Linked DNA regions of Mus musculus: all the other regions are linked to region 1. A link is a loop called in an ENCODE intact Hi-C map of the cell type or tissue named here. Cell type or tissue: heart. All regions are shown on one strand.

Evidence for each region. Hi-C counts contacts between places; a loop is a spot of excess contacts. Peaks named below come from ENCODE experiments on the same cell type or tissue, not always from the same donor. Only the 100,000 strongest peaks of a DNase experiment are listed, where the experiment ranks them.
Region 2: a loop joins it to region 1, with 2.6 times the contacts of the local background. A loop is called at or near these places in 7 of 42 quality-filtered maps.
Region 3: it touches region 1 in a loop (2.4-fold over the local background); 3 of 42 quality-filtered maps call a loop at or near these places.

What each region holds. Positions count from the first base shown.
Region 1 is chr7:112,862,836-112,870,835 of GRCm38, reverse strand. All of the region lies in intron 9 of Tead1 (TEA domain family member 1), which reads right to left. Among named protein-coding and RNA genes, the nearest start is that of Rassf10, 87 kb to the left of the region's middle. In heart, CTCF peaks have their summits at 1,624 (motif pointing right) and 4,885 (motif pointing right); DNase peaks (open chromatin) are centred at 2,034 and 4,905; H3K27ac peaks cover 1,368 bases.
Region 2 is chr7:112,658,858-112,666,857 of GRCm38, reverse strand. No RefSeq gene overlaps it. Among named protein-coding and RNA genes, the nearest start is that of Gm40451, 12 kb to the left of the region's middle. In heart, a CTCF peak has its summit at 3,644; DNase peaks (open chromatin) are centred at 3,467 and 6,327; H3K4me3 peaks cover 2,267 bases; H3K27ac peaks cover 6,210 bases.
Region 3 is chr7:112,557,136-112,565,135 of GRCm38, reverse strand. It overlaps Parva (parvin, alpha), which reads right to left. Exons shown (of 13, transcript NM_020606.5): 5 at 5,067-5,207. Among named protein-coding and RNA genes, the nearest start is that of Parvaos, 25 kb to the right of the region's middle. In heart, no CTCF peak of the experiment used is centred here; a DNase peak (open chromatin) is centred at 3,435.

The sequences.
Region 1 (8,000 bases):
ACAGTGGTAACAAATTACATCTAAAAAAAATACAAAGAAGTAATTGCAAGAGCTGTACATAGCTGTCACTAACAAAGGGAACAGGGAAGTAAGGGACACAGGGTAACATATGGCTCTTTTCCTTACGGGTCATGTGGCTCAATTAGCCGTCCATGCAAAGCTACTGTGGAACATGGCGGGTGGCATGAGGAAGGAAAAAGAAAACATGAAAGGAAACAAAAGTATGATTTTCAGGATGTCTACTTCGGTTGACTACAAGCCCCTGGGCTGCAAAGAAGCATGGGTCACGCTGTAAAACTCTCCTGTGGCTTAAGACAGCTCACAGCAGTTAGGGTAACCGTGTACATGTGAGACTCCCAACACAGGCAGGATCTCTTGGGATCTGGAGTTTCTCAGCTCCTCTTTCTACCTCTGTGACCCTAGTCTGTCGTCACTGTCACTACGAGCCTGAAAGGTTGAATGAAAATCCTGAGAGTCACAGACAGGAGGTGCTGGAGGGGTCAACAGTCCTCCTCACTGAAGCAAGGTTTCTGTCTTCCGGGTCCCTGCTCCATTTGATCTTCACTGCCTATGGAAACCATAGAGGAATGAAGAGACCTGGACGCTGGAGTTGGCTGAGTTCTCAGTCTGGATTTGCAGCTGATTCCATCCACTTTCTAGAAACTTCTTGGCTGGGGCTTTCTGCCTCTCTACCCCAGCTGCCTCCATTCTAAGGCAGTGCCTTCCCTGCATGAGAATCTAGTGACTAGTGAGAGAATGCACGGAAACTACATTATCAACTGGGCCTGTCCAAGAGTCTGTCATGGATACTCTTTATTCCATGACTGTAAAAGTCCCCGACTTGGGCTGGAGAGATGGCTCAGGGGGTAAGAGCACCCGACTGCTCTTGTGAAGGTCCTGAGTTCAAATCCCAGCAACCACATGGTGGTTCACAGCCACCCATAATGAGATCTGACGCCCTTTTCTGGTACGTCTGAAGACAGCTACAGTGTACTTTAAAAAAAAAAAAAAAGTCCCCGACTTGAGGAGAGACCATCGGTGCACTCCCTCAAACAGCTACGAAATGGAAAGAAAAGCTTAAAACAGAACTGCAGGGCGGGAAGTGCCAGGTTCATCGGGGTGATTCCCACTGTCATGAGGTTATTTACTGTCACTACTGGAGCTGAGGTGGGTTCATGACCAAGCTTCTGATTTCCGTTAGGATAGCAGACTCTAACCCAGGAGGCTCCTTTTGAGGAAGCATAAAAGGCCTGTCCTCCAAAATGAGATGGAGCAGCTGGGGATGTACCCAGTTTGAGACAGTAGATCTCAATGGCTAGCGGGGCTTCAAGGTTTTCCTTTCTCTCCCCAACCCTTTTTCTTTCCTCAATAGGACTGATGATCTATCTTATTTAGGGAATTCCAATGTGACCGCTTCATTTTTGAAAGAAGAAAGAGAGGCAGGGAAGGAGGAAGGGAAGGGGAGGGGAGGGGAGGGGAGGGGAGGGGAGGGGAGGAGAGGGGAGGGGAGGGGAGGGGAGGGGAGGGGAAAACTACAAATAACCCTCTGTGCCCTGGGATAGAGCTGAGAGCTGCACTACAGCAAACCACCTGAAGGTGGCGATATTTTCCTAAACTTCTCCCAAAAATTTCAAGTATTTGAAGAACTTAGTAAAACCTTGAAAAATGACTGCTGTCAAATAATACCAAGAGAAAAATTATAATCCACTTAGGAATTTAAAGAAACCAAGACAAATAATTCATGTCGAAGGATACTAATGTCTAAGCTGAATCAGAGAGAGGACAAATCACCTGCCTTTGCTTCCTGTCACGATCCAGCCTGGACTGTCTGTCTGAACCTGAGGGTTCAGGGTGGCCTGGGCAGCCTTTGATGGCAGGGAGTGGGTGTGGAGTCAAGCCAAGAGAGTGACTTGCAGATTCAGCCAGGAGAGGATGGGGATTGCATGGGTCTCTATGAGGCTGCCAGAGAGAAGGTGAACCAGTTTCCTCCAGAGCTTAAACCCAACAAGCTGCTCGATCCCTTGTAGTTTCAGGGTGTTATACCGGGATGCCTCCTTCCTGCTTCCTCTTTCCACCCAGTGCAGCTGAAGAGACACCATGGCTGAATGAAGGGTAGGCACTGGGATGGCAAGCGGGAGGGAAGCTGACCCGCCAAGAAAAGCAGATGGAGCCTGGCTGGGTCTCTGTGAAATGTCTATAAAACCTGCATTTCCAGATGCTTTCAATTGCCTCTTCCCCAAAGGCTAATGAAGAAAGAGGGTGAGTTCCCAGACCAGCTCAGAGAATATAAACCACCCAGCAGACAGGCTGCAGCCATGGGAAGCTGTGTGCTGGTGTGGGACAACTTAGCATCCTTCACTATGGCGAGAGCTGAGGGATCACACCACGTCTGGCCATCATGCAGAGCCTTGGATGCCACCCCATCTCTCAGGTCCCCCTGGAAGACCACAGAGGAAAACCCAAGAGATCCACCCAGCCCGAGACAACCATCAAACCAAGCGGCAGCACCCTCCTGGAGGATCAGATATACTTTGGGATGAAGTATTCTAAGTGTCAAGGATGCTAAGAATGCACAGGTAGGAACCTTCTATGTATGAGCTGTGCGACCTGGTCTGTGTGCCATCTGAACACAAAAATGACACATATGGCTGGGTCTTCTCCAGGGGTCAATGTGAAGGTCAAGTGAAAGAGAGAGTTGCAACAGAATCTGAAAGGGATTGGCCCAGATGGCCACGCCCCTCAATGAGACAAGGTAAGTGCTCTAGCACCCCCTGCATAGCCTGAGGCCTGGAACCTTCAGCTGACTCAGTACCCATCCTCAACTCTACACCCTCCTCACACAAAGGCTCCTACATGCTGGTTTGCTTTTACTTGTTCAGATGACATTTCCAGAACCAGCCAACGTCAGAACTGCGGTCTGACAAAGGAATTTAACTGGATCTGGGAACTTAAGCTTTTGAAAGGAGCTATAAAGATAAGAAAATTAAATCATCTTTGGGCCTATGTTGGCCCGATTGCTTTACTGGAAGGACTCAGGTTATCTGATGGTACTTCTGTGGAACATCAGTAAGAGCTGGGTCAGAGGCCGAAGTCTCCTGAGAGGATTTGGGATCCCTTAGGCAAGGACAAATGACTCACACGAGCCCAGGATCCCCAGCTCCAGACTCTAGCCACCGAGAAACGAGGATCAGAATGCCGGCTCTGCAGGATCCCTAGCCTGGGCACCCTGCAGCAATTCTCCCCCCAACCCCCATCGCACCCCCTGTCCCCCACAGGCGGATCTGTGAATGGTCCATCCTCTCACTGAAAGGAGCTATGTGGGAGGGCACTGTCCACTTAGAGACCTCCCTAGATATTAGTAACTTACTCCTTGGATTTTCCCTGAAATGCCTCAAGCCATTGGCTTTTTAAACAGCCCATTCTTCCATCCATGTGTGAACTGCTTCAAGGTCTCCAAGGCTGGGTCCTAACAGCAATGCCAGTGTCTTGTTTAGTTTGAGGCCGACAGGAAACTGCGTTAGGAGCTTCCTCTCCTCCTTGATACGCTTCTGCATTCCATCAGCGTGCTCACCCGTTCCAGGTACCTGCTCCCTCTTGCAGGCTAATCCTCAAGGTTTTGTCCTCACTACCTACCATCTGGTCCTATTTCCTGTGATAGCATTTTAAGACCAGTTCAAAACACATTTTGGCATCACTCAATCTGCCTAAAGACAGCACCAAATTGTAATTAAGATAGCTACTCAGAGACCCTACATCAAAGCCGGGAAACAGGCTCACACTGCTGATAAGTCAAGGAATCCTATCTTTGTATGCAATACAGACGTCATTAAATCGAGGAGGAAGAGTTCAGGTAAGGACATTCTTTGTTTCTCTGGCTTCACAGAGCGCTCAGCTGCAAACTGGGGTCACTCAGCCTTTCTCCTGGAGGGCTCACATTTTCAGGGCACAATGCCTAGCACAGTGCTGATGGTGTGGCTAAGGAAGGCTGGTGTACCGTGCAGGCACACAAAGGCAAACTCAGGGCACCTACCCTGCTCAGGGGTGCTCCAGTGACACATCAGAGAGCTGGACCATGTGTCATCTCCTCACCAGTGTCCCCTTCTCTAATACGGCTGTCATCTGAGCAACCCTGCTCTCAGCGCCTGGTCATTCTGGCACTTAGACCACAGTGGACAGGAAACATGGAGCCTGGCACGGAGGAAAACTGACAGGGAGGGGTTATGCTGGGGGTGAATAGAGGGGCAACGCTCAACTAAGGGACCTTCCTTGTCCCAGGACTGAGACGGGGCAGGGACTGAGGAACTAACTACCCAGGATTTAACAGGCATACACAGGACACCACGCACAGCGTCCGACTATGAGATTTTGTATATACACGGAAGCAACTGCCAAACACTCCCTCCAGACACAGGTCCTGATTCCAGGACTGGCCCTTTAAAAAAGCCAGCACCTGTGGGAGTTTGCACTTCTTTTGTTTTGTTTGTTTGTTTGGTTTTTGGAGGCAGGGTTTCTCTGTATAGCCCTGGCTGTCCTGGAACTCACTTTGTAGACCAGGCTGGCCTTGAACTCAGAAATCCGCCTGCCTCTGCCTCCAAAGTGCTGGGATTAAAGGTGTGCACCACCACGCCCGGCTTGAGCTTGTACTTCTTTAAGCCCCTTGATGCACAACACTGAAACCATGTAGAAAGTGTAATTTCAAGCAGTCTCAATCATTTCTAAAACAGTCTTTGTTTTTTTAGGTTCTTCCTTCTTTCTTCACCCTCTGCTGTTTTTCTCTCAGTCTCTAGTGGAGCCAAAGGTAACAGAGGGACTGCCTTGCTGGTTTTCTACCAACACAAACAACCACCAACTTGAGGAAGTGCTGCCATCTGTTGTACATGGACCCCAGCGCCAGCAGGGGGCGTGCACCCACCCATTATTCTTCCATTAGAACCTCACAGCCTTGGGCCATGATCACAGGCAACTCCTCAGACATAAATGGACCAGACAGCCTTTTGGTCACAGTATCAGGACTCAGAGTCATCTGATCTGGATATGAATCCCATTTTGAGTATCAGCTGGCAGTCTAACATTAGACAAACTACTTCATAAGGATTAAATAAGTTAACACATAGGAAAGTTGGCACATAGGAAAGTTTTAAGAGGCACTGGTCATAATTGCTAATGAAACTAGCACTGTCCATATGATAGTGACAAAATTGAGAAGTCCTCAGGGATGACAACAGTGTTGTGTGGTGAGCCAGCAGGGTTTCAAACAAGGCTGGCACTGACTGTGCAGCCCTGTACCAGGGAGGCAGGCTAGGTCCCAAGCTCTTAGGCAACTAAGCAATCATGGTACAGAAGACCAGGGTTCAAAGCTGCCTATGAGACAGAATCCCCTTCAAGCCTCTTATCCAGGAAGTGACCTATTTCAGTGTGGAGCTACAGAGTACACCAATTCACCATCACTGTGCCTGGCTGCTTTGTTTCTTTTTTTTTTTCTCTCTAGTGAGAACAGAAGTTCTACTGAGAATATTCTTTAAGATCTATTTTATTTCAATTATGTATATGCACGTGTATCTGTCTCTGTGTAGGGTTGTATACATGAGCACAGGTGCCTACAGACCCATGGTGAGCTGCCTGATAGGGTGGCTGTGAACTGAACATCAATCAGTCCTCTGCAAGAGCAGAAAATATTTTTTTCTTTTGTTTTTTGAGACAGGGTTTCTCTGTGTAGCCTAGGCTGTCCTGGAACTCACTCTGTAGACCAGGCTGGCCTCGAATTCAGAAATCTGCCTGCCTCTGCCTCCCAAGTGCTGAGATTAAAGGCATGCGCCACCACTGCCCAGCAAGAAAATATTCTTTTTTTGTTGTTGTTGTTGTTTTTCGAGACAGGGTTTCTCCATGTAGCCCTGGCTGTCCTGGAACTCACTTTGTAGACCAGGCTGGCCTCGAACTCAGAAATCCGCCTGTCTCTGCCTCTCAAGTGCTGGGATTAAAGGCATGTGCCACCACGCCCGGCTGCAAGAAAATATTCTTAAGCTCAGAGCCAACTCCTGGCTTTAAGATAAGAGTGCATTATCACGTGTGATTGAAATGAGCCAACATTGCTGGAGAGAAGCAGAAGAAATACCCCTGCAGTTGACATGGGGTAAAGACCTAGAGATTCCAACTGCAACATTTAATTTAGTTGTGGTCCTTGAAACTGGCCACTTTGCTGGGCTCCTTAGCAAATGAATGTGTCTAATGGTTTCATGTTAAATTTTAACTATTTCCAAAAGTTTCTGAAATATACCAATGGAGAATTTTAAATGACCTCAATGTGTCTATCTTAGCATCAAAGTGCAATGTAATGAATGCCACGGAAGTCACACAAAGTCTCAAGAACCGAAGAAATCATCCACGTGTTTCGAATTTTTCAGCCTGATCTTAATTCTGAAGCAGCACTCGGGCCTATCGGGGCCAGCACAGAGCGTTTGCCCAGTGAGGTCACTGCAAGGACCGGTGTGCTTCAGATGCTGGTGGATGCTTTACATAACTTGGATAATTCCCTTTCACTTCAATGAGTCAACTACCACTTTTCTCCTCCAGTACACAGAGCATACTTTGGACCCTCATGTTTCCATTAAAATGAAAGATACACAATTTTCAGCCTCTACTCACTCAACTCAGGGTGGCTTATGGATCCACGGAATGGCAGTAAACTCCTGGTCCTCCTGTCTCTAGCTCCCAAATGCTGGCACACACCATCATGCTTAGGCTACATGATGCTGGCAAGCAAACCCAAGGCTCCAAGCATGCTAGGCAAGCACTCTACCAACTGCCCCTATATACATTTAACTGAAAAATGGCTGTGTGAAGGAAGGAGAGACTAGGGAACACAAAATTATGGTTTTAGTTGGTGAAATCCGAAATTACTAAACATCATGCCCCAAGTCAGAAACATCAAGATACATTAGAAAGTATTTTCATTGTCTGAAACTATACTGTCTCAGTGCTGAGGTGTCGTGGGTGGAACCCAGGGCTTGGCATGTACATACTCAATAAGCCTTCTCCAACTAAGCTACATGTCTAGCGTTCAAGGTAGACATTTTAAACTAAAGATCAAGCAACTTTTATTTGTAAAGATTTTAGTTTTCATCATGTGCATTTGTCTTTCACATGTGTATGAGTCTTTCAGTGCGCATGCCTCTGATGGCCAGAAGAGGGTGGGGGGAGTTGTAGATGGGTGAGTTCTCTGCAGGAGCAGAAGAGCAAGCAACTTTCAACTGTGAGGGAAGAGAGCTATTTTACACCGGTAGTAGGCCGTGGCAGACTATGTCTAGTTGACCTTCAGTGTACTTCCTTTTTATTCAGTTTGGGAACTCAGTCTATGGGATGGTGCCAGCTACATTTCCTGAACAGTGAAGTATAAAACCACTTATAGGTGCGTAATCTCTGATTTAAAATGAAGGGGAGGGTGTGTGCAGGCTCTAGGGGAATTCAGCACCTGAAGCTTCTGGAATGTTCCAGCCACATGGAGGAACTGTGGTCAAGAAATCCGATGTGTGTTAATCGGGCACAGGGGGAGAGCTCATCTAGGCTCATCTAGGTCTATGGAGGACCACACAGGCAGTTCAGGGGTCCTTCGGCATGGGTGTGATGAGAGGACACTTCAGGAGAAATGCAGTCCAGTCCTTCTGTTTGCTACCTATACACCTTAAGTGACCAAATGTGCCTGGCCTGCTTCCTCCTCTGCAAAGGGAGGAAATCAGAAGCTATCTGAAGAGGACAGAATGATGGGCTGAATGGCAAAGCACTCTGAAACAAACACAAGACACAGGGGGAAGACCAGGCCAGCCTCCAAGCAGAAACAACAAGCAGGTGGCCCATGTCATCACCTGTACGGACTATTAGCCCAGCAGGGTTCTTCCTGGGTGACACCTGCCACTGGAGACGAGCATACCTGGCAGCTATGTCCTTGCTCGGGTCTCAAGAGCTTCAGTTTCTGGTATCCACTTTACTCCCTCACAGCCCTGGCT
Region 2 (8,000 bases), 200 kb after region 1:
TTCTCAAATATCTTTTCTATATCTATTCAGATCTTGTACACTTCTAATTTTTCTTACTATCTTGATTTTTTTATTGACTGGTAGAATTTTTTCTCTTAGATTTATTTTATTTTATTTCACTCTACAGTGTGTTTGCCTGCACATATGTATGTGCATCACATGTGTGCCTGATACCCATGGAAATCAGAAGAAGGTGTCACACCCCCTGAAACTGAAGTTATAGCTGTTGTGAGCTGCTGTGTAGATGCTGGAAACTGAACTCAGGGTCCTCCATGAGAGCAGCAAGTGCTGAGCATCTCTCCATCCCATGACTGCTATATTAACTAATTTATTTGGATTAATTTCATTTACTTATTTACTTAGAGACATGGTCTCATATAGCTAAGGCTGGCCTTGATTGATTCGTGTTTTGTTTTGAGACAAGATCTCTATGTGGTCCAGGCTGATCTTGAAGTCATGACAAGCCTACCTCCTCTCTGCCTCCTGAGTGCTGGAATTATACAAATGAGCCATCGTGTCTGGTTCCATGAAGTGTTAGATAGACAGTTTAAGGACTTTGGCCAATGTTATACTGGTACTGCTATTATAAGCTATTGCCTCTCAACCTTCATGACTGCCTTTGGAGGCTCCTGGAGGGGCTGGCTCCCTTCTGTGATGCTCCCTAACAGTGTGACAGTATCATTTCTAGCAAGAGTGTATGTTCCCTTTTTCAAGTTTTAAGGAAATCAGTCTCAAACTTGCAGCAGTCCCCCTGCTTCTGCCTCCTCAGCCCTGGCACTGTAGACATATGCCTTGTGTTAAGTACACACAAGCCATCCTGTGCGAGAAAAGCAGCAGATCCAAAGCCAACCTTTTAGGCTTAGGAGACTGGAAAGAGAGAAGTAAAGCTATTCCAGAGGAAGTGGAGCCTGGAAGGAGTCTACGGGGAAGAAGATTCTTGGAGCAGAAAGTTGTCCTATAATTAAACCCCTGCACATGTTAACAGTTCTGCATTTAAAACCTACACAGCCACCATCAATTAGATTAGCATATGACCACTTCTAAGACTTTTAAATCCCTAAATTTGCTGTGTTAGGAGTTGCTGCTCAAATTTACTTCCTGACACATTTCTCCATCTGATCAGTAACTCGACGAAGAGTTCTGCTGTTCAGGTTTTGCACGCTTCTCCACATTTCGCCGTTTCCCTTGAGTTTCCGTTGGATTTTGATCTTGACCCCTTTCATCTTTATTAGTTCTTATTATGCAAATGTAAATCATCTACTGTAAGACAGTAATGCATGAATAAAGAAAATCTCTGCAAGTTATTGTATATATATATTAACAAACTAATATTATACATTTAAAAAATGTCTTACTTAAGGTTTCTATTGTCATGAGGAGACACCATGATCACGGCAACTCTTATGAAGGAAAGCATTTAGTTGGGGCTGGCTTACGGTTCAGAGATTTACTCCATTGTTATCATGGTGGGAAGCATGGCAGCATGCAGGCAGAAATGATGCTGGAGATGGGCTTCTGAAACCTTAAAGCCTACCCCCAGTGACACTTCCTCCAGCAAAGCCACACCTCCTAATAATGCCACTCCCAGTGAGCTAATAGGGGCCATTTTCATTTAAACCAACACAAAAGATATTTCCTTTGAGCAGGTATGGTGGCTCATGCCTTTAATCCTAGCACTCAAGAGGCAGGGGATAAGATTCTAACGTTAATGTGGAGAGAAACATGACCCACAGAATCTGACACTACAGAAAAGACAGACTGCCTGTGGAGGGTGGTTTACTCTCACACTGTGTAGTGGTCTAAATAAGAATGGCCCCATAGGCCCATATGTTGGAATATTTGGTCCCCAGCTAGTGGAACTGTTTGGGAAGGATTAGAGGGTGTGGTCCTGTTGGAGGAGGTGTGTCACTGGGCTGGCTTTGAGGTTTCAAAAGATTCACAGCATTTTGAGCTAGTGTTCTTTACCTCATGCTTGAGGTGGGAGGTGTGAGCTCTCAATTGTTCCTGCCAGAAAACATCTGCTCTGCCATGATGGACAACAATGCTCTGAAACTGTAAGCACAATCGTACCCGTCTGTTCATAAGTTACCTTGGTCACGGTATTTTACCAACAGCTATCAAAAAGTAACACAACTTATGACAACTCTAATGCTCCCTAGAAGGCTTCAGTAATCAAGGCAGTGTGGTGTTGGTGAAAAAATAAGCAAGGTAGTACCAAGCCAGACCCAGAGAAAGGTGATCAGCCTGTCTTTGACAAAGACACCAAGTCCACTGGATGGAGAAAGTATGGACTTTCAACAAATGATGCTAGAACCTTTAACAGTCATATGCAAAAGAACCCTAGTGGGCTGGAGATTAGGAGACTGGAAAGAAAGGAGTGAAGTCATTCCAAAGGAAGTGGGAAGAAAAGAAAGCTGGAAGAAGTTTATAGGGCAGGAAATTCTTGGGGCAGAATTTGACCTATAAATAAATCTCTGCACATGCTACCAATGTTAACCAGAGTTAGGGACATTGAAGACCAGAATTCAGTTCCCAGCACACTCCTGTTTTTTTACTTTTAGTATGGGGTGTGTGTGTGTGTGTGTGTGTGTGTGTGTGTGTGTGTGAGAGAGAGAGAGAGAGAGAGAGAGAGAGAGAGAGAAGGGGGGTCTTACTCTGTGGCACTAGCTTTGAACTCACAACACCTCAGCTTCTAGAGTGCTAACATTACAGCAATGAAGCAATATGCCCAGTTTGTAATTCACACACAACTACACACAGGCACACACACAAAATTGGTTTTATTTTTCTGTATTGGTATTTTGCCTCTACGCACACACATGCATCTTGTGTATCCCTGGTGCCTGAGGTCAGAAGGCAGCATTGGATCCTTGGAAGTCGAGTTACAGTCAGATTTGAGCTGTCATATGAGTAATGGGAATTAAACCAGGTCCACTAAAGGAACAGCCAGTGCTCTTAACCACTGAGCTGACTCTTCAGGCCCTGTAATTATTTTCTTGATAGTTGGAGTTGTGCATGATGTCTAGGGTAGAAGGGACTGTCACCCTAGTTCTCTCAGAAGGTGGTGGCAAGGAGCTGGGTATGATGCAGGACTCTAGGCTGTGTTAGCTCTCCGTCTCACAGTGAGCCTGTGGTTTTAGGCTGTGAACATCACAAATACTTCCCAGCAAGTCCCGTTGGTTTGGGCAACAGACAGGAGTGGGCTGGGTATGGTTCTTGCCCATGTGCAGGATTAGAAGGAGCTGGAATTCAGTATTTCTTTTCTTCCCCGTGGAAGGCGAGAGCCAGCTGGAGTTGAGCGTCTCCCCTTTCCCTGTCATTTCTGCTTTGCTAAACCTCCAGCTGGTTCAGCTCTAGTTAAATCATTTCTCCCGGGGGCAGGAGTTGCTAAGAAGATTGGAATGTGCTTGGTATTTCAACATGGTTTCTCTTCTCTCTCTACCAGAAGCACTGGGGGTGGGGGTGGCATTTCTCAGACAGTCACCATGAGAACCTATCAGAGCTCCAGGATGCAAAATTCACAGGAGTCTGGGAGCCCCAAGAACGGGGTGTCCCTGGAGTTTTCATCTCCCAGGCTTGCCCACGCGGCGCCTGCAGTATTTTATCAACCTAGTGCAGATGTGCTCAATCCTGGCAGAACCACTAGGGAAGTTTCAGCTTTTGGATTCCAGACCTGGTAAGATGTGACTCTCTTGTGTTTGCTTATAAGTCTCTCCAATTTGGGAGCAGAGGCTTGCTATATGACCTCACTTCTCTAATGGACCTTGGAAGAAGGGGTTGAATTTCCAATTTACTTAGCTTTTTGTCATTGTGAGGAGGGAGGCTTCTGGCTTTTTACATGCCAGACCGGAAACGTAGCTTTTACGTTGGATGCTTATGTGGATTACAGTCTGCTCTCATAGTTCAGGAAGTTTACATTGCTCCACAGTCAGCTATGGGCTCAGAACTTCCTCTCTGAGGGCTCCACAGAGGTTGAAATCCTGTGTATGTATGTATAGTCTTCCAGACTTCCAGTGGTTTTGCGTGACTTTTATTTTTAAGCTCAGCCTCTTAGTAGCTGCCCCTCTGGGGCAAAGGAACTTATTACTCAGACTGGCTTTAAGCAGCCTATTCAAGCAAAACTTCACCTTGTAATGATGACCTGTGTGAAGCCCAGGGGTATCCTTCACGCCCAGCCCCACATCCTACATGTGGGGTAGCCTTGAGCATGTGCAATGTCTCAGTGTTGACTCAGTCACAGCGGGCCTCTTGCCCTGGTTCTGTCAAACTTCTGTCTCTTCTGTTGGTTTGCTCACGTTACTGAGCAAGCGGCCTCCTTCCTCTTTGTCATCTTTCACCTCATCTTCAAGGTCTCCATGCTCTCAGATGGTGCAATGGTTTGAATGAGAGTTCCTGTGTAGGCTCATAAATTTGCATGCTTAGTCACCAGTTGGTAGAAGTTTGGGAAGAGTTAGGAGATGTGGCCTTGTTGAAGGAGGTATATCACTGGGGGTAGGCTTGGGGGTTCCCAAAAAGCTCACTCTGGGCCCCTTCTCCCCACCTCCTACTTCCTCCTCCCCCCTCCCACCCTACCCCCACCCCTACCTACAGATGAGGATGTGTAGTTCTCAGCTACTACTGCAACGCCATGTCTGTCTATCCTTGGCATGATGTTAATAGACTGACTCTCTAAAACTATAAGCCATCTCCCAGTTAAATGATGTCTTTTATAAGAGTTGCCTTGGTCATGGTGTCTCTTCACAGTGATAGAACAATAACTAAGGTAGACAGGTGTAAAGTTTTTTACTCTCTGTTCCAGACAGTTCCTCCCATACAGGCCCCATAGATCTTTCTTCTTCCCATGTATAGCCTCTGCTTTATTCCACCAAATCTGGGATGGAGACCCACTTTGTAAGTGGGCCATGCCTTTTTATGCAGAGAAGGAACAGGAGGGTAGTTGTCCTCCTTTCCTCTTGTAATGCTTTCTACATGGAAAACTCACCCTACGAGCACATGAAGTAGGGGTGGTGTGGGTTTGGGGTGGTGGCAGCTTATCTGATATTTGTAGCTTACCATATGTGAGGACAGTGTTAAACATGGAAGTACACACTGAATGAAAGGAAAACTGTAGTCCTCTTGGCTGTTTTGTTGTACAGTAGAACCTCTAGTACTAGGTTGATGGCATTGGATGGGGAGTGGCAGGTGAATCCACAGCCTCCTAGAATGAGAAGGTAGAGAGGAGTCTCATTATTTGTTTCTTTCTTTGGGGTATCTGTGAGAGAAAGCAACTTAGGGAAGAAAAGAAGGGGTTGTTCTGGCTCACAGTTTAAGGGGGTACAGTACTCCACAGTGGGAAAGTGTGGCTACAGAAATGTGATACGGCCAGTCACACTGTGCCCAGTGATGCTTAGCTCGCTGTCATTTCTCTCTCCTTTTTATTCATACCAGTACCCTAGCCTATGGGATGCTACTACCCATATTCAGAAGAGTCTTATCCCTTCTTGGGTTAAATCTCTTGGGAAACATCCTCCCAGAAACATTCAGAAATGTGTCTACAGATGACTCTACATCCCATCAAGTTAAGGATAAGGATCAGCCATCCCTGGGGTCTTAAAGGAGCCCTCACTGGCTTGGAACTCTCTAAGATCAGCAGGGCCTCCAATCTTCCACTCCTCCTCTGCTGCCCAAGTGCTAGGAGTTTAGGTGTCCATCACCATACCCTGTCTACCTGATTAACAGCTATTTCCCCCTTTAATAGAGAACCACAGAGGTAGGAGTGGATATAAGAGAGAGTGCAAGCTGTTCATTCTTTTGTTAGGCATAGTAGTTCACATCCTAGCACCCTGAAGGCAAAGGCATTAAGATCAAGAGTTCAAGGCCAGCCTGGGCTACATAAAAAGTTCTAGATCTGTCCGAGCTACTTAATGAAACCTTTTGTAGAAAAGCTGGAATGAAAGAAGAAAAAGAAAAAGAGGAAGAAGAGAAAGAGCTAGGCGTGGTGGTCTACTTGGCGAAGGAGGTACAAGGCCAGCCTGAGCTGTATAAGACTCTTGTTTCAAAAACAATGAACAAATAGAAAACCAAAACCAAACCAAACATACAAAACTCCCAGAGATTCCCATGTGTGGTTAGATGTCACAGTTGGGATTGTCGCTACCATATTGTCCCTGTGTGTGAGGGTGTGAAGGCACTGCTTAAGAGCCACTGTCTTGGGAGAGTGGAACCCTAGTTTAGAGTGCAGGAACCAACTGGCAGAGGTATTGGTCTTCCTAATAATAGCACAGGATCCAGGGGAGGACTCTGCTCCATAGTTCCAAGTGAGAAAGGCAAGCAGGCTATCTGTCACATGCTGCAAGCAGGGCCAGCAAGGGGAGGACTGGTAGGAGCCTGTGACAGTATCCAGGGTAGGGCTGGGAAGGAATGCTAGATAAGAAGGCTAGAGACCGGATGCCCAGGAGGGAAGGCTGCTGGAAGGGGGGTGGGGGGGTGGGGGGGGGTGGAGCTGTGCTTGAATCCCAGCAATGATGGCTAGTTGGGTGTAGGGTTTTAGCCTTTTGAGTACTGGAAAACTCTAACTAACTAAATATTTTTTAAAAAGAGCAAACAAAACAAAGAAAATAAAACAAAACACAAAACAAAGAAACAGGAAGGAGAAATTCAGTTTTGTTGTCCTGGGATCTCCCTCCAGGAGTGCCCTCTGGTAGATAAAGCTGTGGGGTGGAGCCTGCTTCTCTTCAAGGCGGCTCTGCAGGTCCTGGGTTTGGACCATGCAAACCAAAGAAATGCACGTGTAAAAAGGTTTGCACCCACAATTCCCACACCCCATCTGGGAACAGGAGCTCTGACAAAAGCCTGTGTGCATCTGAACTATGACAGAAACTGCAGAATCAGAGTTGCCCAAGAAACCTGGCATCCAGTGTGCTCTGGGCAGCGGAACCTCTCAAAAAGGCAGCCGCTCACTCTTCATTACTGTGCAATCTAAGACCATTTCAGGCAGAGAGGCAGGGGACTGCAGGAGTCCATTAATGCTGAAGGCTGTGACGATAATGGCACCTTAGTGTGACCCCAAGTTCATTCAGGCCTCATTAAAGATGCTCCCTGTAGGCAACTTTGGTAGTTGTTTAGATTAGAAACTGCTATTTTTAAATGATAGTTATCACTTTGGTGGAATGAGAGAGAGATGACAGTCACAAGCACAAACATGCATTTATTTATGAATTTCTTTCTTTCTTTCTTTCTTTCTTTCTTTCTTTCTTTTTTTGTTTGTTACGGTTGGTTTTGTTTTTTTTGAGATAGAGTCTCCTTGAACTCCCAGAAATTCACTGCCAGGCTCTGCCTTAAAAGTGCTGGAATTAAAGGTGTATGCCACCATTCCTGGATTTTTTGTTTTTGACTGGAACTCATGTACCCCCTGCTTATTTGGATAACTGGTATAGACCAGTTTGCCCAGTTAGTGTGGTACTGAGGATGGAACCCAGGACTCCTTTTAAAAACTTTAAGATTTTATTTATTTTGTGCTCTGCCTAAGTGTATGTGCAGTACATGCCCCATACTCTTAAAATTCAGATGAGGTCATTGGATCCCTTGGAACTAGAGTTATAGTTAGTGTGAGCAGCCAAGTGAGTGTTGGGAACTGAGCCTGGGTCCTCTTCAAGAGCAACAAGTGTTCTTAACTGCTGAGCCTTTTCCCCAGCTGGAACCCAGGGCTTCTTGCATGCAGCCTCCCAATCTTCCTAAATCCGAGGAAGAGCGAACCTCACAGAAGAGAAAGGAAATAGACACAAGAACAGTGATGGACTACAGTTGAGAACTCCAGAACATTGCATATTTCGATTGATTGACAACTGACCCTTCAATTTAGTGGCTTAAAATCATGGGCTAAAGACACAGTTGGTAGAAGCCATCATGCATGAAGCCCTGGCTTCCATACCTAGCACTGCCTAAACAGAACATGGTGCCATGCATCGCTACAATCAGGAGGTGGAGGCAGGAGGATCCCATTCTATGTGAGACCCTACCTC
Region 3 (8,000 bases), 310 kb after region 1:
ACGCAGACATGCTGAAGTGAAGGCATGAAGGGCTGCCTTTAAGTTAAAGGGAGAGAATTCAATAATAGAGAAAAACCTGAGTACTGAGATTCTGATAGCCATAGTAAGAATGCACATTCTACTTAATTATGAAAAAGAATATTCATGGTAGTTTAAAAATGAGATTTATTTATTTACTCCATGTGTGTGGATGTTTTGCCTGTATGCATGTCTGTCTGTGCACAATGTGTGTACCTGGTATCCACAGAGACCACAGGAAGTTATCAGATTTCCCTTTGCTGGGGTTGCAGATGGTTATGAGCTGTCACATGGGTGCTGGGAATGGAACCCAGGCCTCTAAAAGAGCAGCTCTGAACTGCCGAGTCATTTCTCCAGCCCTTCATGTTCATTTTGTTGTTATACCTTAAGGGACAGGAGTGGTGGTCATTGTGTGTGATAAATGTGTTGTTAGGCTAGAAAAGACATCGATGGCAGGTACACAAAAACAAACCTGTAGACCAATAGGGGAGCGTAGGACACCAGGAAATAAACCTGTGGCTACAGTCACCTGGTTTTCAACAGGGATGCAGAAAAGCATTTCCTGGAGAAAAAAATGGCCTCTAACAAGTGGTGCCGGGAAAGCCAAGCACTCAACCCCTTGCAAAAGAATGAAACTAGATCTGTATCTCTCACCGTGAGTGACAATCAACTCAAACGATCAAAGATCTTAACGTGGGACCTGAAAAGTTGAAGCTGCTGATAGAAAACCCAAGCAAAAGACGTCTACACAGGCATAGACAAAGACTTCCCACAAAGAACCCAGTGTCTTGGGAAATGACCCCGTGAACTGAAAAATGGGACTATGGGTAATTAAAAAATGTCTGCAGAGCAGAGGAAACAATCAGCGTAAGGAAACGGCCTACAGCATGGGAGAAAATCTTGCTAGCTCCTGTGCCATAAGATGTAGCAGCTGTAAAGAACCTTAAAGAATTAAACATCACTCTACCCTCTCAACCATCCAATGAATGACTGGGTAAATGCACTGAATAGACATTTCTCAAGAGATAATGCAAATTATACATGTATAATTTGCAAATTTCTCACAAGAAATGCAAATTTTATTATTATTATTACTACTATTATTATTATATTGTGCTCTACTTCCTTAACCATCAAGGCAATGCAAATTAAAAGTACTGTGAGATTCTATCCAGTTAGAATGACTACCACCAGGAGAACAAACAACAAATTCCGGTGAGGCTACGGAGAATGAGGAAGCCTCATTCACACTGGTGGGAGTGGACACCGGTGGGGCCAATACAGAAATCAGCATGGTGGTTCCTTAAAAAACTAAAAATAGAACTACCATACACAACAGCTAGATCACTCCTGGGTGTATCCCAAAGATGCTATGTGGCCATGCCATGGAGTTACATGCACATCTATGTTTACTGCTGCGCTACTCACAAGAGCCAGGAAATGGAACTGGCCTTGATGTCCATCAACAGATGAACAGACACAGTGTATGTATACGATGGAACAATTTAATTCAGCTATAGAGGAAAACAAAGTCATGACATTTACAGGCAAATGGATACAACTGGAGATCAACAGGCGAAATAAGCTATGGCTGTTTTCTTTGTGTGTGTGTGTGTGTGTACACGCGTACATGCATGCGTGTGAGATAGGGAGGAGAAGAAGGAGGAGGACGAGATCTTAAAGGACAGGGGAGAAGAGAGGGAATGGGATGCATGTGACATGAAAACAGAATGAGGTACTATCTGGGCTGAGGAAGGAGTGAGCAAGAGGGGGCAGGAAGGAGGGAGAGAGCAGTGGGTGAGGAGGAGGAGTTAGAGCTGATGAGTGACACAAAGGTATGAAAGGGCACAGCATCATAACTCTGTACTTTGCATGCTAACTTAAAATAATGAAAAAGATGGAAAAGCTATTCCATTTGTGTGTCTGTGCCCGCAATGTGGACAGCTACCCACGGTGCAGGCATCCCCCGGCATGTTGAAAGACATCCCCTTAGGATACAGGGAGATTCCTATCTATACATGCATCCATGTGTATTCATATGTGAGAAAACAAAAAGCATGTTCTAGACACTCTTTATTACACACACAGACACCCACAGATGGACAAACACACACCTTGCAGTAATACTCCAAAATTTTCAGGGCCCATCTCTAGGTAGGCAGCTGTGGAGGCCTCGTACACAGGCTCAGTCAGTGCACAGCCTGGCTCTGCAAGTGGCTCTCTGAATCAGATTCCTGGCTCCCCTGTCATCACTCTGTAGGCAGGGCAGCAGTGCTCCTTCAGGGGACATGGACTGTACCAGTCACCCTTCCTTGCTCTGGGGAAGCGATAGCGGAAGACGCTAGACTTCCTGACCCTGGTATAAACATTTGTAGTGTCATACCTCCTCTGTGCCTTGATTTCCCCATCTGGGAGATGAGGGTGGTGGAAAGAATTACCTGAGCTGGGTGAGCGAGTGCTGAGAGGATTGAAATGGACATTGATATTTCAATGTTTTTATACACTGGCATTTTCTAAATTTTCAATAGTAAAAAAATACTGTTCATGAACAGGAAAGAAAGAAATCCCTAAAGTCCTAGATCAAAGACCTTGGTAACTCAGCAGCCTGTCCCTGCCACCCTTGTCCTGAGCATAAAGGCGACACCGTGTCCCCAAACGCACAGTCAGGCCCGATTAGAGAGAAAGGAGAGAACTTCTCCCTGTGAGTTGTGCCTGCTCTGTTCCTTCTAGAACACACTGCTTCTTCTTGTAAACAAGATCCAGCTCTTCTTGATGCCCTGAGGCATCACAGGGAGCAGCCAAGAGAATAATTATCTCTTTTGACCCGCTAATCCATCTCCATTCTGGAGATCCAGCCAGGGAGACTAATTCACAAGAAGTAAACAGAGAGACAGCAAAGACATCCAACTAAATCCCTCTGATATTAGCAGCCAGCTTGCAAAGTGTGTGTGTGTGTGTGTGTGTGTGTGTGTGTGTGTGTGTGTATGCGTGCTGTATATGTGTGAGGCCAGAGGTCAATATCAGGCGATCAAGTGTTTTCCTCAATGCTCCATCCACTTTGTATTTTTGAGACAGCATCTCTCACTGAACCTGGAGTTCAGTGACTCACTTAGCCAGGGTTGGCCAGAGAATTCCAGAGCTCTCCTGTCTCTGCCTCATGAGCACTGAAATTACAGGTAAGTGGCACTACTCTGAGCTTTTAAGTTTTTAAAAATAAATGGGCACTGGGGCTCTATCCAAGGCTTGCGAGGCAAGCACTTTACCCAGTAAGTCATATGCTCGGCCTCATGTCTCCTTTTCTGACCATGATTTAATTTCCCAGGTACACAGGGAAATAGGGCTCCTTAGCAGGGCAGCCTCTGGGGCCTAAAGCCAGGTCCTGTCCTCAACCCTCAGGTGACTTTGGGTAAGCAGAGAATGCCCTGTTCCCAGCTTATCACACTGTTCTATGCCAGCAGTGGTATAATTATGCTGAAGGAGGTAGTGGGTGTTTTGGCTCCAATGGCAGATGTCAGAAATGAGGACAGAAGACAGCTCCTGGCAGCTATGAGGTCACTGGTGGGGGAGGAGGATTCTAATACTTAGATCCAAACACGGTCTAACCATTTTATTCTCACTGTAAAAAAAAAACATGCATTTGTTTATTTACAAAGAGAAAAATCAGAAAACTCCCTGATTAGGGATTGGCTGTCATTGCTAGTGTCATGTGACCCATTCATTTACTGTTGAATCTGACTTTGGGTTTCTATCAGATGCCAAGGCATCTTGAGGCTGCAAAAGAATGAATGTTCCCTGGGCTGGGGAGATGACCCAGAGGTTCAGAGCACTAGTTGCTCTTCCAGAGGACTGAGGTTTGATTCCCACTACCCACACAACAGCTCACAACTGTTTGTGAGCTCCAGTCCCAGGGGAGCTGACACCTTCTTTTAGCCTTTGTGGGCTCTATATCAGACAAAACACCTATGCATATTGCATATAAAAATATTAAAAAAGAATAAATGGTTCTATATTTTTCTGAAATCTTTGAGCTCTACTACCTGTGAAAGGTGGAACTTAAAAAGTCCTGTACTAGGTAGGGGTGGAAAGATGGTTCAGTCTGTAAAGGTGCTTGCTGTATAGCCTGGCGAATGACTGTCAACTTGACATGACCTAGAATCAGATTCACCTGGGAAGAGAGTCTCAGTAAAAGATTGGTTGCACTGGATTGGCCTCTGTGTCTGTAAGCTAACTGATGTAATAGAAATGTGGCAGAGGTTACCCATCCCATTTATAAGACTTAAAATGGATTCCCCCACTTAGGAGTTAAAAATTATGTCTTCAAACCTAGGAAAGGAAATGATCTGCCTTCACTGTAAGTGACCTCATAGCCGCAAGACTACCCAGTACGGGGGCCACCATTCCCTAGGCAGGGGTGCTGAACTCTGCAAGTGGAGAAGAACTCAAGCCGAGTAGAAGCAGTCAAGCAAATGAATCCATGTACAGCAACAGGAGAGAACTGACTCTATAAAGTTGTATCCTGATATGTACCATGGCATGAACATTCCCCCTTCCCTGCTATGTGTCAGTCAGTCTGTCTGTCTGTCTGTCTGTCTGTCTATCTCTCTAGTAAATAAAACATTAAAACAAACCCTTTCTAGTGCTTGGTATCTGTACTCCTTCTGAGGAGCAGGGTAGAAGTGACAGGGTGTGGGCAGAACTGAAGCCTCACTCTTGGCCTCTCAGCTGTTTGGACCTGTGACCCTCAGCTTCCCCAAGTTCCTACATGCTGGAGACAGCACGGCTCTCAGCAGGCTGTGTGGGCCTCGGAAGTGCCTTCCGGAACACATCATTTCCTTACCAAGCTGACCTGAAAGCCTTCCAGACAAAGGAACACAGACCTGGACATTTTATTATTATTTCCACCCCCAAGGGTTTGTATGATAGGCTATCTTTCCTGTCAAAGGTTATTTCTCAAAGAGAAATGACTTGGCGTCCCAGGTGACAGTTTAGGAATGGTGGGGGACCCTTAGGGGCTAGTGTCGTTGCACAGTCCTCCTCTCCTAACTCACAGTCCACGTTCCACTTGATGCTCCTGGGAGGAAGCTTCAGGGTCTCATTGATCTTCTCCAGCACAGTCTGTAGCTTCTGTTTCTGGGCGATCTCCGACTGCGTAACCTCGGCCACGTTGAGCTTCTCACTCTCCAGTTTCTCTGCAGTGGGAAGGGAAAAGAGCAGCTGTTATCCTGGGTCACAGAAAACCTAAGTTGTGCCTATTCTTTCACGCGTTCACCTATGACAACACACAATGACCACATCTCTACAGTAAAGCCTAGGACTGTTCTGGGGTCCCACCCCACATAATCAAATCTGGGGGTGTTTGAGTGTCCGGTCAAAAATGGCCGGGTGTTTGCAATCCTATGCAATCCTTTTGTATGCTTTAGGCGTCTCTGTATTATTCAAATACCTTATACAATATAAAGGCCATTATATACTGTCATTTTATATTGCTTATAGAATCATGACAAGAAAAGTACGGATATTTTCAGTATGGATGTGATTTTTATTCAAAGATTTTAATTTACGGTCCATTCTAATTCCATTTTTTGTTGCTGTGATAAAATAACCCCCTCCCCCCAAAAAAACCCAACCCAGTAGAGAAAATGTATGTTGGCTGATAGTTCCAGGCTACATTCCATCACTGTGGGAAGTCACAGTGGCAAGAGCCTGTGACAGTTGGTCAGTGGCATCACACAGAGAGATGGATGTACGCATGCTCACTTCTTGCTTCTGCTCAGCTTCGTTTCCCCTCTCATATAGTTCAGAAATCCCCACCTAGGGAGTGGTGCTGCCCTCAGTGGGCTTTCCCACACCCATTAGCTTCATTAAGACAATTCTCCTCAGGCATGCCCTCATGCCCACCCAGTGCAGGGTGTAGACAGTCTCTCACAGAGACTCTTCCCAGGCCACTGGAGGTTGTGCCAGTTGAAGGACCAAGTGTGTTGAGGGCCTTCTAGAAGAGGGACGCTGCTCCTTGTCTAATTGAGCATGCGTCCTGTGGAAGCCTTTTGACTGTACTGTAGATCCCCAGGACCACAGAAATGGGGAATTTACCCAGCCACCAGCTATACCATCTTATAGGCACTCTGTCTGCTCTTGTATGGATGTCACCCCAGTCACACTAGTCTGACAGAAGCATCTCTTTGCTTTTCCTCCCAACCCCTAAAATCAGCATGTGTCTTAAAAGAAATGACATCCTACAAGTACTACCATCCAGCTGGAAGACAGAAGAACCCTCATGGGACCATTACTTCCATGCTCTGATAAGCCCACAGGAGCACCTGCGCAAAATAGCAGCTACAGATTTGAAGTAAGAAGCAAGCACCTGGTAATGGTGAGTGGGGACTTCTCTATTTAGACGGTGCTCGCACTGTGATGTGCTAATACCAATGTAACTTGTGTCCCGACACAGGAGACTGCTTGATCACTTTACTAATCTAGATTTGCATTTTAATCTATCACAAAGGACAAAACAATAGTAGCCCCTTTGATGGGAATTACAGTGCCTGCTTCTAGATTCATCTGAATCCATGCTCCCTGCTCATTCAGGACTGAGAGAGCCCATGGCTCAGAACATGTTTAAAATAGCTTTTCTCTGCATTTTTAAGGGCTGCCATATAAATATTTCAACTTTCCATCAGTGCTCCGACAAGCGCTTATTTATTTTTGGTAATTACAGCTTACACAAGTTATATGCCCTTTGGTGTGAAACTGTCCACTGGAGAGTCTGCAGTTTCTGAAGATACATGAGTTATTGTCAGGAGCAGGGCAGGATGACTGCAGGCTATTTGTAAGTGCAGCATCCTTAGATGTATCTCTCTGCCCTCTTCAGTTGATTCAAGCCATCCCTCACTTTCTAAGTGCAGGGATTTATCAAGCACAGAGCAGACCTTATATATCACTTTGAGAGTGAGCGTGGGTGTGCACACATGTGTGTGTGTGTGTGTGTGTGTGAGTACAGAGAGAGGAAGGGACGGAGGGGAGGGGAAGAGAAGGAGGGGAGAGAGAGGGAGGGGAGAGAGAGGGAGGGAGGGAAAGAGACAGAGACAGACAGAGAGAGAGAGAGAGAGAGAGAGAGAGAGAGAGATGAGTTAGTTTGTATGGAGCTCAGAGAATAATTGCAGAACCCCTTCAACCACTTTGATCCCAAGGATCAAACTCAGATTATCAGACTTGGTGCAAGCACTTTTACCAAATGAGAAATCTGTCAGCCCACCTTTTCCACTTTTAAGCTGAATTCTTATTTTGGATCCTTTCCTTTTAAAGAAAGGAAAGAATTGTTGCCTGCCTCCCTCCATCCTCCATTGTTTCTTGATGACACTGGAACTGTCTTTAGAAGCAAGCTATTTTTTCATACACTGAGACTGCACGCCCTGGGGAGGACTGCACAAAACACTACGATGATCAAGTTGGAAGCCTGAGCTTGACCCAGAGGAAGAGCTGCTGGGCTAGACTGCTGGTGACCGACTCCGGTCTCTGCAGAGGTTGGGAGGGAGGGAGGAGGAGGGTGTGAGAGCTAGGTGTGTGCCAGCCCAGCCTGTGGATTCTCATCCTTACAGCCTTCTGCTGGCTACCACTAAGGTGAATACTTTCCACTTCCGAGTCTCTTTTCCTTCCTCCTTTCTTTTTCTAGAGACAGGATCTCACTGTGTCGCTCTGGTCAATCTAGAACTCATGTAGATTAGGCTGGCCTTAAATCACACACATTGGCCAGACCCTGCCTCTTAAGTGCTGGGTTTAAAGGCAGGTGCTATCACACCTGGCTTTGTCCTTGTTAAAATAATAGGTGGGCAATAGGAAATATATGCCTGGGGGTTGGCAAGGTGGCTCAGTGGGTAAGTCATTTGGTATCTGACATTGCAAGTGTGATTACCTGAGTTTGATCCTGGGACCCACATAAAGGTAGGAGAGGACAGACTCTTATACATTGTCCTCTGACCTCTGAC